2 separate regions of the Mus musculus genome follow, and region 2 is linked to region 1. Evidence: chromatin loops called from intact Hi-C (ENCODE). Cell type or tissue: left cerebral cortex. All regions are shown on one strand. Region 1 overlaps Vps13d (vacuolar protein sorting 13D). Region 2 overlaps Vps13d (vacuolar protein sorting 13D).

Region 1 (8,000 bases):
TAATTCCAGCTTCAGGGGAAACAACACTCTCTTCTGACTTGTGGGTACCAGGCATGTATGTGGTTTACATACATGTGTGTAGGCACACACACACACACACACACACACACACACACACACACACACACACACACCACATTACAAAACAAAAACAAAACAATCCAACCAACCAACCAACCAAAAACCCTCCAAAGTACACCTGTTGCTTTGTTAATACTAGCTTGGGGTATAATTCACATTTCAAAATATCCAGTTCAGCCAGGCTGAACCTAAACCCACGAGCAGTCTCTAATCCCTCCTTGCTCTGCTTTGACAGCCAAACTCAATCTATTTTTGATTCTACATTTGTTTGTTCTAAACATTTCATACTTATGGAATATTTGAACATGTCACCTTTCATGTCTGCCTTTTTAATTTAATGATACTACTTCTTTTTTTTTTTTTTTTTTTTTGCCTCTGCCTCCTGAGTGCTGGGATTAAAGGCGTGTGCCACCACACCTGGCATAATACTACTTTCAATGTTGACCCATATTGGTGGTAGTGTTTAGTGTGTGTGTGTGTGTGTGTATGTGTTTGTGTAGTATCATATTTCTTTTTATGGCTTTTACTAGTCCCTTCTTGGATATAACAGGTGTTGTTTACTTGTTCTTTGGTTAGTAAACATCGACAACACCGCCCCAAACTCCACTGTTTGAATAACACCACTGCCAACAGTCACATCATGTTTTTGTGGCAATATAGATCTTTAGTTCTTTTACATGCTCACCCAGGAATGGAGTTGCTGGGCTGTGTGTTAGCCTTATGTTTAACATTTTTAGCGACTACCAGATTACTTTCCCAGATGGCTTATATGCCCCTGGTTTGTGACAGTTCTAGTTCCCCACATCCTCTTACTACTTGTTATCTGATCTGATGTTAACCGCCTTGGGACTGTGGAGCAGTGTCTCACTGTGACTTTCGTTCTTTTTTTTATTATATATATTTTTTATTACATATTTTCCTCAATTACATTTGGCTTTCGTTCTTTATTTGATTTATTTAAAGATTTATTTAAAGATTTATTTATTTTATGTATGTGTGTACGCTGTATCTGTACAGATGGTTGTGAGCCTTTATGTGGTTGTTGGGAATTGAATTTTTAGGACCTCTGCTCGCTCCGGTCGGCCCTGCTCCCTTGGATCAACTCCGCTCACTCAGTTCTTGCTTGCTTTAGCCCAAAGATTTTTTATTATACATAAGTACAATGTAGCTGACTTTAGATGCACCAGAAGAGGGCATCAGATTTCATTACGGGTGGTTGTGAGCCACCATGTGGTTGCTGGGATTTGAACTCAGGACCTTCGGAAGAGCAGTCAGTGCTCTTACCCCCTGAGCCATGTCATCAGCCCCATTTCTTTTTTTTTAATTAATTTTTTTATTTATTCACTTTATATCTCACTCACTCATTGCCCCCCACTAGTAACCCCTCCCACAGTCCTTCCCCATCCCTCTCCCCTTTTCCTGTTGGGCATCCCCTGGCTATTCCTTTCCCCCCTCCCCCTGCACTTCAAGTCTCTTTGAGGCTAGGTATATCATTTCCCACTGATGCCAGACAAGGCAGCCCAGATAGAACATAACCCACATACAGGCAATAGCTTTTGGGATAGCCCCCATTCAAGTTGTTCAGGACCCACATGAAGACCCACATGCTACATATGTGTGGGGAGGTATAGGTCTAGCCATTTTATTTTCTTTGGTTGGTGGTTCAAATTCTGAGAGCCACAAACATCCAGATTAGTTGACTCTGTTGGCCTTTCTCTGGAGTTCCTATCCCCTTCTGGGCTCTTAATCCTTCCTCCTATTCTTCCATAAGAGTCCCCAAACTTCATCCATTGTTTGGCTGTAGATGTCTGTATCAGTCTGAGTCAGCTGTTGGGCAACATGCTCTTGTCTGCAGGCATAATAAATTATCATTAATGTTGTCAGGAATTGGTGTGTGCAAAGTGATGGGTCTCTAGTTGGGCCAGCTATCAGTTGGCCACTCCCTCAGTCTCGGCTCCATCCCCTGTGCCTGCATTTCTTGTAGACAGGTTACATTTTGGGTTGAAAGATTTGTGGGTGGGTTGGTGTCTCTGTCGCTCTACTGGGGTTGCTGCCTGGCTGAAGGAAGTGGCCTTTTCAGGATCCATATCCCCAATGCTGTGAGTCACAGCTAAGGTCACCACTATTGATTCTGGTTTGCCTCCTTTATCCCAGGTCTCTGTTCCTGGAGATGCCCCCCACCTCCTTCATTCCCTTTGCTGGCAGATTTCCCTTCATTTTCATTGCTATCTAGCTTTCTTTCCCATCCTCCACAGCTGAACCCACCCTCCATCCCCATTCCTCTCCCCATGTCCCCTCCTTCCCATTTACCACCCTCCGTCTGACTCTTATGACTATTTTATTCCTCCTTCTAACCGAGATTCAAGTTTCCTCCCTTGGACCTTCATTCTTGTTTAGTTTTTTGGGTCTGTGTAATGTAGCGTCATACCTGTATTTTATGGCGAATATCCACTAATAAGTGAGTATATACCACGCATATCCTTTCCGAACTAGGTTACCTCACTCTGGATTATATCCTCAAGACTCATCCATTTGCCTGCAAAAATCTTGATATCTTCATTTTTAATAGCTGAATAGTATTCCATAGTGTAGATGTACCACATTTTCTTTATCCATTTTCAGCTAAGGGACATCTTTGTGTTGTTGGTTTTCTTTTTCTACCTTTATGTGCCAGATAAGGATATTGTGTAGAGCAAGAATATTCTAGAAAAGAAACAAAATGAAGGCTACAATAAGTGGAGAAGTGTAAGTTTGAAGAGTGCTGTAAGAGAGTTGTGTCAGCAGCCCTGCCTGTGACAAGGCGTGAGAATGCTGGCAGTGGCTGTGGCCTCAGCATCCTAGTGTGAGCTTGGAGGGATTTTCACCTACGTTTTTACTCTTTGTATTTTGTTTTTCAGTCTCATAGATAAGTTCACACTAGATGAATAGCAATTACACAGTGTTATGTCTGTCGTTTTCATCCACTTATAAACCATTAGCTTAGTGAAGCTTTCCTTTTGTGTTCTTCCTCTTCTTCTTCATCCCCTTCCCTCTTCTTCCTCTTCCTCCTCCTCCTCTTTCATAATAAGAGGCAGGGACTCACAATGTAGGCCTGGCAGGCTTGGAACTTACTATACAGAGTAGGCTGTTCTCAGACTTAGAGTGTTCTGCCTGCCTCTGACTCAGAAGTGCTGAAATATTTCATAATAGAATTCTTAAGATTTTAAATCTATGTCTATGACTTGGTGGAATTTGAGATTCTTTTCAAAAATTGAGATTTTAATGTGAATTGTCTAAGTTTATGTGTACCAAGTCTGTGCAAGAGTCTAAAGAGGCCAAAGAGGGCATCTGGTTTCCTGGAAGTGGAGTTACAGGCAACTTCCATGAATTGCCATGTGGGTGTGCTGGGAGTCAATCCTGGGTCTTCTGCAAGAGCAGAAAGTGCTCCTAAGCACTGAGCTATCTTCCCAGTCCTTAGTTAATAAGGGAGGGAGGGAGCAAGTAGGAGACTTTTAACTTATGATCTTTTCATTTCTCCTTGTAGAAGACTCTAGGAGGAAAAGTGGGGATGGCTCTGCCTCTGAAGAGAATCAGTTCAGTGATGATGAATATAAGACCCCTCTTGCCACACCTCCTAGCACCCCACCTCCAGAGACCAGCAGTAGCAACGGGGAGAAAACACCACCCTTTTCTGGAGTGGAGTTCAGCGAGGAACAGCTCCAGGCTCATCTCATGAGCACACAGATGTATGAGAGGTACTCCTTGACATTCATGGACCTACAGGTTATGGTAGGGCGTGTGAGAGACAACTGGAAACGTGTGCAGGACATCGATGTGGGGCCAACACATGTAGTTGAGAAGTTCAATGTTCACCTACAGTTAGAACGTCGGCTGATTTACACGTCAGACCCCAAGTACCCTGGGGCTGTGCTCTCAGGCAATTTACCAGACTTAAAAATCCACATCAATGAAGATAAAATATCTGCCCTGAAGAACTGCTTTGCTCTCCTCACCACTCCGGAAACAAAGCCCTCTGACACCCAGATCAGAGAGAAGATTTTCCCCCAGGAAGGACCTCGGGGAAGCTTGCAGGATTCAGTAATGAACTTGACCCAGAGTATTGTAATGCTGGAGCAGCACACGAGGGAGGTGCTGGTGGAGTCACAGCTCCTCCTAGCGGAATTCAAGGTAAACTGCATGCAGCTTGGTGTTGAGAGCAGTGGCCGCTACATCTCAGTGCTCAAGGTGTTTGGCACCAACGCTCACTTTGTGAAAAGGCCGTATGATGCTGAGGTCTCCCTGACTGTTCACGGATTGCTTCTGGTGGACACCATGCAGACTTATGGTGCTGATTTTGACCTTTTGATGGCTTCACATAAGAATCTGAGTTTTGATATTCCCACAGGAAGTCTCCGGGATAGCAGGGCACAGTCTCCTGTCTCTGGACCTAATGTGGCCTTCCAAACTGATGTGACCACCCTCAACGACCAATCAGCCACTAGTGTGTCCCTGGAGAAAATTCTCACCAAAGAACAAGAGTCCCTCATTAAGCTGGAGTATCAGTTTGTGAGTTCAGAGTGCCCATCCATGAACTTGGACAGCACTCTGCAGGTCATTTCCCTTCAGGTCAATAATTTGGACATCATCCTAAACCCAGAGACAATTGTGGAGCTCATTGGTTTTCTTCAGAAATCCTTCCCTAAGGAAAAGGATGATGTGAGCCCCCAGCCTCTGATGACTGACCTTGAAAGAAGCATTGTGGAACAGGGCACCATTCAGTCGACTTACGAGCAGAACACGGAGGTCGCCGTGGAGATCCACAGGCTCAACCTCCTGCTGCTTCGGACAGTGGGCATGGCTGACGGGGAGAGGCATGGCAGGAAGATCGCAACGGCCAGCATTGGTGGCACCAAGGTGAACGTGTCGATGGGCAGCTCGTTTGACATGAACGGCTCCCTTGGCTGTTTGCAGCTCATGGATCTGACCCAAGAGAATGTGAAGAGCCAGTATGTCGTCAGCATCGGAAATTCTGTAGGCTATGAGAACATCGTCAGCGACATTGGCTATTTTGAAAGTGTGTTTGTCAGAATGGAAGATGCAGCCTTGACTGAAGCATTGAGTTTCACCTTTGCTGAGAAATCAAAACAGGAATGCTTTCTCAATCTGAAGATGGCATCTTTGCATTATAACCACTCTGCTAAATTCTTGAAGGAGCTGACATTATCTATGGATGAGCTGGAAGAGAATTTCCGCAGTATGTTGAAGAGTGCAGCCACCAAAGTGACCACAGTGTTAGCCACCAAGACTGCCGAGTACAGTGAGATGGTGTCACTCTTTGAAACCCCGAAGAAGACCAGGGAGCCCTTTGTCTTGGAGGAGAATGAAATCTACGGGTTTGGCCTTCCTTCCCCTCGATCGGATACTGTGAAGCTTATCTTGAACATAAACATTGAGTCTCCAGTTGTTTCTATCCCTCGGAGGCCTGGGAGTCCTGAGCTGTTGGTGGGACACTTGGGGCAAATATTCATCCAGAATTTTGTGGCAGGAGATGATGACTCCAGAAGTGACCGCCTGCAGGTGGAAATCAAAGACATTAAACTCTATTCTTTGAATTGCACTCAGCTAGCAGGCAGGGACAATGCTGGGCCTGAAGTCAATCGGACATTTTGCCCTCCTTCCGGGCTGGCCAGTGTTAACAGTCAGGAGGAGGCTCACTTCACACGACACGATTTCTTTGAATCTTTGCATAGAGGCCAAGGTGAGAAGCAGAAACATGTTTTGAGTGTGTGTAAAGGTTCTAAACTCAGCTCCTGTATATGTGTCCCTGAAAACAACACAGTTCCTTCCTTTTAGGGTTATCTCTGGTTAATGTGTGAACAATCATAGTGGTGTTTTTAACAGTTTTGTAGAGGGCTGGCATGGTTTTACTTTCTCTCTTTGGATAAAATAATAATGTACTTTGAGCCGGGTGTGGTGGCGTACACTTTTAATCCCAGCACTCTAGAGGTGGAGGCAGGCAGATCTCTGTGAGTTTGAGGCCAGCCAGGTCTACACTGTGAGTTTTAGGACATCCAGGAGTGTACAGAGAAACCCTGTCTGTGAAGGTTTTGCAGCTGGGTGAATGTTCCTTTTCCAGGATGCCTCAGTGGAGATATCTATCTATCTATCTATCTATCTATCTATCTATCTATCTATCTATCTATCTATCTATCTATCTATCTACATACATACATACATACATACATACATACATGTCTTCTTCTGGCCTCTGTGAGCACTAGGCACACATGCAAATATATGTATATATATATGTCTATATGTATATATATATGTGTGTATATATACATATGTATATATATGTATACATACATATACATATATACACACACATACACACATACACATATATACATATATACATACATACATATACATATATACACACACACATACACACATACACATATATACATATACACACACACACACACACACACATATATATATATATATATATATACCTCATTTTATGTACTGTTTTTATTCTTTTGTCTTAAGCTATACATTTTTTGTAGTTAAACATTGCAGCGTAAGGTAGCACAAGAGTTTAATGTAAATACAAAAGGAAACTTGGTCTCTGGGTGTGTTAGGCTTCTTTAGTGCTCTGATTCTTCTAAGTGGGTCTGTGAGGGGTACAAGAAATGACATTTTCACCTTTGTATTCTGGATATGGACAGTTAGACCTAAGCAGTACAGCTACAGAATGAGAAACATTCTAGAGACTGTTCATTGCTGAAGAAGGTAATGCCCTTGAAAATGTGTATGGTTCTCAGAACATCCTTCACCATCTCATTTGAAATTTGGAGAGCCAGCTTCTGTTCTAATGTGCTAGATGTGCTCTTAACCCCTGGGCTGCATCCAGCCAGTCCTTCATTTCTGTGCTTAGTAAACAGTTCTTTTCTGTGCTTGGAATGAGCGTTCAGCTAGAATACTGTCTTGAGGCCCAAGAAAGCTGGGTCTATTACTAAAAGCCATGGAAGGGGCAGTCTGGCTTGGAAAACTAGCATCCATGGCTAAAAGAATGGACTGACTTACTGTTTACCATATCAGATACATTTTAAAGTATATTTATCTAGTATGTGTGTGTCCGCATGCATGCATGTTACAGTGCTGTGTCCAGAGGTCAGAGGACAACTTGTGGGAGTTGGTTTTCTCTTTCAGCCATGTGGGTTCCAGAGATCGAATTCAGGTCATCAGGCCTTTTTCATCCTTTGAGCTGTCTTTGCGCCTCACCATTTCATATTTTAAAGGTGCCAAGCAGAGCGTGCCATGAAAGTACCTTCTTTTCCCCTTGTAAACTTGTCTGTGTTTCTACTTGCTGTGCATGTGGGTCTCAGTCATAGACTCAGCTGCAAGGCCAACCGCCATCAGATCACCCGCAGGCTTTATTGTAGACACAGGAGACTTGGTCATCAGTAACGAACCAGGTGTCAGTGTTCATGCTGTCACTTCTGCTCTCTTCGGCCAGCCTTTCACATCCTGAACAATACCACCATCCAGTTTAAGCTGGAGAAGATCCCTATCGAGCGAGAATCTGAGCTGACTTTCTCCCTAAGTCCAGATGAGCTGGGGACGTCCAGCATCATGAAGATTGAAGGAAAGTTTGTCAACCCAGTTCAGGTAACCACACACAGGGTTGATTTTCAGTCTAGGGCAGTTCAGAGCCAATCAGACGTTATTCCTTGTCTGAGATGTCCAGATACATTTTAGGTTTGGGAACTGTTTATTTGGGAGGTTTGCAGAATCTTTATGGTTGAGCGTCTCTGATCACTAATTTGAAGTCTGAACTGATTTTAAGTTGGAAACCTTTTGAATGTTGTAGCTTTCAGGGGTATTTTGATTTCAGATTAGGAGGAATTTTCCTATATTTATTTGTTTGT
Region 2 (8,000 bases), 72 kb after region 1:
GCCCTCCCCACGGCTGATACGTCTCAGAACATTGAACTGGGTAAAACTGCCTTAGCATCATTTGTAGTAATCCTATTAAAAATACCAGGAAATATTTGTGAGCATTCTAAGCCCCTTGTAGAAATCAAGTTGCATGCAGTATCTCAGCGAACCAACTCAGAGCCAAGGACTTAGCTAGGAAGCGATCAACAGAGTGTTCTTTCTTAGGCGTGAGTATAGGGAGTGGTTCCATCTTTTCACACTCTGTATATTTCTAGCTGTAGAGTGGGAAGAAGCAAATGTTTTTATGCACTCAGGTCTTCAGAAAAAAGGCAGGTTCATGACCTGTGCCCTCATGTAATCCTTACAGCACCACTTATTTGCCTGTTTTATTGATGCAGAGATGAAGGTTGCAATGTTTATTACATTGAGTAATGTTCCTTTGTAAGGGTCAGGATAGAGAACAGCCAAGCAGACATGAGTGAGCATAACATTATCAGGGCCTTCAAGCAACTCTAGGATTAGAATAGTACACTTAAGATTACTTAAGGGTTTAAATCACATCTTCATCACTGGACATGAGCCTCAGCACTCAGGGGATAGAGGCAGGCAGATGTCTGAGTTCAAGACCAGCCTGGGCTATAGAGCAAGTTCCAGGACATCCAGGGCCACAGAGAGAGAAGTGCTGTTTCAAAAAATAAATGATACAAAGAAAACCACACATGTTTACCATGCTGTACAAAGTTCTGAATTTGACTAGTAGACTCTAGGTTGCTTCATATTTGTTCTTATCCAACAAGATGAAAGTGGCCTTGAGGTTTCTACCTTGTAGATCCTTAGTGATTTTTCTAAAAGGACTCCAATTTACTTCTGTACAGGCTATTTTTGACAAATTTAAGTTCATGTCCAGAAAAGGCAATGTCTTGTACCTTTAGGGGTGTCACTGGAAAACTTTCCACTCTGTAAGGAATTGCTCATCCCACCTGGGACGCAGAACTACATGGTCAGAATGCGACTCTATGACGTCAACCGGCGGCAGCTCAACCTCACCATCCGCATTGCTTGTCGTGCAGAAGGATCCTTAAAGATCTTCATTTCCGCACCATATTGGCTAATCAACAAGACAGGTACACACTGAAACCATCCAAGTAGACCTTTGACATGGGAATGTGGATACCTTTGCTCAGCTGACTAACTGGAGCCATTGTAGACAGATTACTCCAGCTGTCTGATATACTCAGTCTTCCCTACTATGTTTGACCATTGTCAAGCTGCTCATTAGGTGTTCTTCAAACAGTGGGTTGGGCCCACCAATAAACTCCCTTCTACTGCTTCCCCATGGTGATTTCCCCTTTAGCTGTTTGCATGTTTCATGGGTAGACTGGGTGGGAATGATATAAACTTTTCCCTCCTTTCTAAAGGGTTACCACTGATCTTCAGACAGGACAATGCAAAGACGGATGCTGCAGGCCAGTTTGAGGAGCATGAGTTGGCACGGAGCCTGAGCCCTCTCCTGTTCTGCTATGCTGACAAAGAACAGCCAAACCTGTAAGTGTGGCTACGTACAGGAAGGGCAGTGAGCTAGCAGGTGTGGGAGATCAGCAGGGCCAGAAGCTGCCTGTTTAAGCAGAACTGTCCTGGAGTCCACAGGCCTGGCTTGGCAGCAGTGGAGTCCTAACTTAATAGGATTTAGGAAAAAAAAAAAAAGCCTAAGTTATATGTTATTTGATACGGGGAATAAACCATTTGTGAGTTTGTAATGAAAGGTAGTTCTGTTTTATTGAAGTAGGACTCTTTTTTTGTAACCGTGCCATGGAAGAGGAACTGGGCATTCCCGTCTATTCCTGCAATCTCCTTTCTGCTAAAAGCTCTGTGCCCTGGAGAGGAGTGGCATTAGGGAGGAGACAGTCTGTCCTTGGTGAAGTCTTCAGCCCATGAATCCAGCTGAGGCTGTTTATGGGAGGTTTGCAAATCCCAAATGTGCTGTGGCACCATCTCAAAATTCACGGGAGTCTGCGGGTGGGGATAGCACTTGTGAGGTTAAGTGAGGTGTCTCTTTAAGGCATGTAGGGACATTGATTTACTTTTGTTGGTTTTGGCATTCTGTTTTCCTCAGGAGTTTATAGCCCCAGTCTAAAGATAATGGGGGGTGCATATCTGTCCCATATCTCTGAACATTATCTGTAGAGTACTGCTGAATCCTCCCATGAAGGTCCCCAGTGTACTCCAATGGACGCAGATGTTTGTACCATAGCCAGCCTAAGTCAAGAGAAGGCTTGTGGTTAGTCAGAGTTGTGGCTATTGGAGGAGACACAACCAGACACGTGAAACATCCAGGAGTCTCTCTCCTCAGAGGCACAGAGATGGTGTTACCTGCCTAAGTCCACGTTGTTTGTCTGTGGCAACGCTGGAGCGTGTTCTGGTGTTGTTTCCCAGTTTTGTGATGAGACCCCAGCTCCCTCATCAGTACTCTATCATTTTGATCATGCTGGTTCCTGGAAAGACACCCCCAGCCACCTCAATTTACAGTGTTTGCTCGGGACTTTCCCCGAGTCTTTGGATTTTAAGGAACAAGATTGTAGCATGTGGCTGGCTTATGGAGAGTATTGGCATTTTCTGCCAAAATGCTTAGCTGCAGTTCTCATCACACTGCTATGCTGTGGCTACTTCTGGAGTTAATTGTCTTGCTGTGCTTGGGGTTCACAGGAAGTAAGGTTAAAAGTCAGTGTGAGAGACCTGATTGGGTGGCAGCCACAGTGTTTCCTTGTTCAGAGTCTGTTGTGGAGGTATCCATGTTTGCGCTTCTTCCCACCACAGCTGTACTATGAGAATTGGAAGAGGGATTCATCCAGAAGGCATGCCTGGCTGGTGTCAGGGCTTCTCCCTGGATGGTGGTAGTGGTGTCCGAGCTTTGAAAGTTATCCAGCAAGGAAATCGCCCAGGTCTCATCTATAACATCGGTGAGTTATGTTTGGGGCTCAGAGAAGTTTGGGACCATTGGCCAAAGACCCCAGTCCTCCATAAGTGAATCAGCTATGCATGTTGGCCTGGCAAGAAGTGCAGGTTTTCTGATTTGACTATGGTCATATAGCTCTTCTCTGAATGCTAGATTGATATCTACATAGATATGTTCTCTGAAACTCCTCCCCGCCCCCACCCCCTCCCCCCAGGGAATAATAAAAACACTTAAAATGCTTCCATCCTCTGACTGTTTGCATACATTATTTCAAACTTAGAAACTCTGAGCGGGTCAGGATTCACGTGGGACTGAAGTAGAGAGTTTGAGTGACAGTCCAGATGCATTGGGCAGTTAGAGAAGCAGAAAAGTCTAGAAGTAGGACATTGGTGTGTGAATTTGAGGCAGGAAATACAGCAAAATGTACCCAGGGATGTCATCATCAGAAGGCCCCCAGCTTGCCTGTCTTCCTGTTTGTGGCAAGGAGAATTCTGTACCCATGTCCCCCAGAGCCACATGAGGACCCATGGAACATTTCCTTAAGGTCCAGGGTCAGTTGGATTTAAGTATTCCCCAGGTTTAATATGTTAGCAATGTGTAAAACTGTAGTAGATCATTCCAGGGACTTCACAGCCTGGTCCTGTAGAGCTTTCTGTAGTTCTGGGAGTGCACGGTAAGTAGCACAAGCTACATGCAGCACCTGAGTGCTAGTTCCTGAGAAAGGTGGTTCTGTAACCAAGGGAGGCAGCAGCTTTTCATTTTAGCCAACTTTTTTTTTAAGATTTATTTTATTTGTGTGGGTGTTTTGCATGCTTTATAGCATGTGTTCCATGTGCAAATGTTGTGCCCGAGGAGGCCAGAAGAGGCCGTAGGATTCTCTAGAACACTGCAATGTTGGTTGATGTCGGTCTCAACAGTTTTGTAGGATGAAGAACTATGATGGTCCAGTTCTGAATCCTACAGAAAATGGGGTAGTTTAATCTTTGGGGTTTTAATTTTTTAATTTATTCATTCGTTTGTTTGTTTATTTATTTTGTGTGTGTGTGTGAGAGTGTGTGTGTGCACATGCACACACACACATGCATTAGAACACAGTTTGCTAGAGTTTGGTTCTTTCCTTTTCTCATGCGGGGCTTGGGAATTGATGCCAGGTTGTCAGTTGTGGAGGCAATCACTGATAGCTGCTGAGCCGTCTTGGCTGCTCTACTTGAGGATTCGTGAGAGAGGAATTATCCAGTGTAGTTTCCTTTTCAGACTGCCTAGCTTGGTTTATATTCATGTTCCCATTCAAGCTGCCTCCTTGCCGTGGACATAAAGATCTTAAAAAGAAGCCAGCTTTATTTGAGCTGAAGAGAGTATTCATCTCACATTTGCCTGTTTCACCCCTTAGGTAGGCAAGGCTGCCTCATGCTGGGCTTGGCTTTCTGCTGGCTGTCTTGCCCTTAATTTATTTTCCAAAGCAAGGTACCCAGATTAGCTGGAAGCTATATTCGGGACAGATTTGGGAAGAGAAAGCAATGAAGGTTACTCTTTTAGCACAGCTCCTGCTAAGAGCCACAGAGTTGTGGCAGAGAAGCAAGTGGAGCATAGAGTACACATGTAAATGTGCAGCATGTGTAACCGTGTCTGCAGGAGTAGCCATGAATGCACGTGTAATCATGAAGTATCTGTTAACATGTGTGCTGGTAGAGTTCTTCACAGATCTGTCATCTGAGTTTGTCATTCTTCCAAGTGAAGGTGTAGAAGGATGGGCCAAGATAGGATCTTGGTCAGGTTCGTTACATTTGTGTATGTATTGTCAAGGCCATCTGTGAAGTCCTAGTGTTACAAACAGCTATCTCTTGGAAATGTTTACAGCACAATCCCAAACAGAAAATCTGGGAACATGCACTTTGAAAACAAAGGATTTTGTGTGTATTTTGATCTTAGCTGAATTTATTGGGGGTCTACCAGGACAAACTAGGCTGGAAGGGGAACACAAAGCCCACCTTTTTCCAAAAATAGAGTGTCTGCTGCTCTGGCTGACTATGTGTACTTGCAAATTAAGCACAGCTTTTGAAGTGCATTTTGTGTTAGTTAAGATCTTCTGACTCTAATGCTGTTGACTTCTGGTAACTAAAGCTTTTCTTTTTGTCCCAGAAGGAAGGTGGGTTGTGTCCCATCACCCTAGAGCTATGTGGTTTTTCTTAGGTAAGAATTCCAGAGACACTGTAGAGGCTACTCAGTCTCTTGAAATCAGATCACTTCTTAGGCCTTTTCAAGGCACATTAAGGATTCAGTAGATTGTGATATCTGTAACTGGGAGGGGTGTAAGCTCTAGGCCATGCCTGGGCTGAATACCCAGCCTTGCTATCTACAACTGCGTGGCCTGGAGCAGGTGACTCCACTTCTGATGCCATAGTTTCCTCAGCTGTACAGCGGAAGTGGTTGGGTTAATACTCTGTTTGCAGAGAGAGGTATTATAAGAATTAAGTGTACAGGCACAGAGAGGGCTTAGTGTGTATGAAGGGGTCAGTGAATATCAAACTATGGGCATAAATATTTTTAATTATTGTATAGCCAGAACCCAGCACAGTGCTTTGGACTTATTTCCTGTATTTTTAAATGTTGTTATCAGATTTAACAAGGCAACTCAGTGTGACTTCAATTTTTTTATGTGGAACTTGTTTTGTGATTTTTTTTTTTTTAGTTTGTACTAAGTAGGGGAAGACCTATTTTTTTTAATGAATAAATAAACCTTTGTATCATCCATGATGGTTTTTTGGACAGTAGGCTAAAATTACTAGAGGAGATTCTAGCTAGAGTGCTTGCCTGAGTTCAAGTTGGTATAGAATCTAAGTAGTCTGAGATTTCCACTCTCTCCTTTAACAGAGGCAGGTTTTCTGGGGTGAAGTTTGTGTCTCAAGTGTAAGTAAGCATCATTGTAGTACATGAGTCTGTGTGAGTGCTCTGATTCATAAACAGAAAGCCAAGCTGTGTGTGATCAAACACTTGTGTGGCTTAGCTGCTGTTATAATGCTTTATTCAGGGTAAAGAAACTAGGAATTAAAAGGATATTGGAACCGCCCCTGAAACTTCCAAACATACATACATACATTTGTTTATTTATTTATTTATTTATTTTGTGTACACATGTGTATTTGCCATGGTGCATGTGTGGAGGTCAGAGGACAAGTTGTAGGAGTCTGTTCTCTCTTCCCACATTCTCAGTTCCAGGGATCAAACTCAGGTTGTCAGGGTTGGTGGAAAGCTCCTATAACTACTTAGCTATCTTGCCAACTCTCCTTCTCAAGACTTTCTAAAGCCTGAATGGGAATTGTGAGCAGTTGATATTTTTATTCCATTCTGGAAAGGTTTCATACCTTCTCCAGGTGCCATACTTGTTTGCTCAGAAGAACTAAAGAATTATGAAAGCTATTCATTTTGGTCAGACCAAAAATTTTCTCTCATGATTAATCAATGAAATGGTTCTTGTCATTTGTAGGTATTGATGTCAAGAAAGGCCGAGGTCGCTATATTGACACTTGTATGGTCATCTTTGCCCCTCGTTACCTATTAGATAATAAATCATCTCACAAGCTTGCATTTGCACAAAGGGAATTTGCTCGGGGACAGGTAAGCAGTTTGCTTTGACGAATGACTAGAGCTTGTTTAATAACATGGAGTTTAATGTCATCAAGACTATATATGTTATGAGTTGTGAGTGACCCAACAGCTCCTGTGTAGGATAAGGCTCAGAGTAGGCCCTTGGTAAGAAAGGCATGTGACTTGTTCAGATATTGAGTAGACTCACTAAAGCCCATGATCTGTGTGTCTTAGGGAACAGCCAATCCCAATGGCTACATTTCCACCTTGCCTGGATCTAGTGTGGTCTTCCATTGGCCTCGCAATGACTATGATCAGCTGTTGTGTGTCAGATTGATGGACGTTCCTAATTGTATTTGGTCTGGAGGCTTTGAAGTCAATAAGAATAATTCCTTCCATATCAACATGAGGTAAGTCTCAGGCTTAAAAGAGACAAACATAGCTTTGAGGCACATTAATTTTAACACATACACACACAAAGTGGACTTGTGAAATTATGGCTCAAATATAGTTCTTAGAACTTATAAAATTCCAGGGAAGTATAAGCATTTTGGTGGGATGAGTTATTGGAGGCACTGGCAGCTTTAAGTGATGAATACAGTTCTGTGATTCTCAGGGTGTGTGAAATCCAGAGTGACTGCCTGTAACTCCAAGTCACTGTCTGTGTTTAGATGATACCACTGATGGTAACTCTCTGTTTATTTTTGTGCATTTGAATGTTCTCTGGTGGTGTTCTGGTAAATTATCTGGCCTTCTGTTCTAGTTTCATTTCTGTTACTGTGATAAAACACCCTGACCAAAAAAAGAAAAAAAAAAAAAAAGAAAGAAAGAAAGAAAGAAAGAAAGAAAGAAAGAAAGAAAGAAAGAAAGGAAGAAAAAAGAACTTGAGGAAGAAAGGGATTTCTTTCAATTTATACTTTCAGGTTACTATAGTCCAAAATAGTGGAGAAGTTAAAGCTGGAACTCCAAACAGCTTGTCACATCACTGCCAAGAGCAGAGAGAGAGACACACACAGAGAGAAATGAATGTGTGCACGCTCACCTGCTTATTACACATGTTTAGCTTTGTTTCCCCACTGCCATATAGTTTGGGGTCCCTTGCCTCGGGAATGGTGCTACCACAGTGGGTTAGGTCTTCTCATATTAATTCACTCAATTAAGACAGTCCCCACAGAGGTAGCCATAGGCCAACCCAATGTGAGACGATCCCTCAATCAGGCTTTTTTTTTCCCAGGTGATTTTTGGTTATGTCAAGTTGACAGACCTAAACATCACATCTTTGCCTTCCCCAGTGAGCCTCAGGTCCCTGTTAGAAAAATCAGTCACGTTCAGGATGACTTCATTTTCTTTCTGTTTTATCAGATGCTTTTATTCTTGTTGTTGTATCTTTTGCAGTTGAACTACAGTTTACTATACATGCTAGGTGAGCCCCTTGCCACTCAGCACATTCCTAGCCCCGTCAAGTAACAACAGGGTTATT

What was found. Peaks named below come from ENCODE experiments on the same cell type or tissue, not always from the same donor. Only the 100,000 strongest peaks of a DNase experiment are listed, where the experiment ranks them.
Region 2: it touches region 1 in a loop (2.3-fold over the local background); 2 of 42 quality-filtered maps call a loop at or near these places.

What each region holds. Positions count from the first base shown.
Region 1 is chr4:145,152,387-145,160,386 of GRCm38, reverse strand. Vps13d (vacuolar protein sorting 13D) reads left to right here. Exons shown (of 70, transcript NM_001276465.1): 19 at 3,605-5,818; 20 at 7,589-7,740. Among named protein-coding and RNA genes, the nearest start is that of Vps13d, 39 kb to the left of the region's middle. In left cerebral cortex, a CTCF peak has its summit at 4,243; DNase peaks (open chromatin) are centred at 3,259 and 4,222.
Region 2 is chr4:145,080,231-145,088,230 of GRCm38, reverse strand. It overlaps Vps13d (vacuolar protein sorting 13D), which reads left to right. Exons shown (of 70, transcript NM_001276465.1): 47 at 1-40; 48 at 915-1,106; 49 at 1,401-1,527; 50 at 2,797-2,939; 51 at 6,420-6,550; 52 at 6,755-6,930. Among named protein-coding and RNA genes, the nearest start is that of Vps13d, 110 kb to the left of the region's middle. In left cerebral cortex, no CTCF peak of the experiment used is centred here; a DNase peak (open chromatin) is centred at 4,263; H3K27ac peaks cover 305 bases.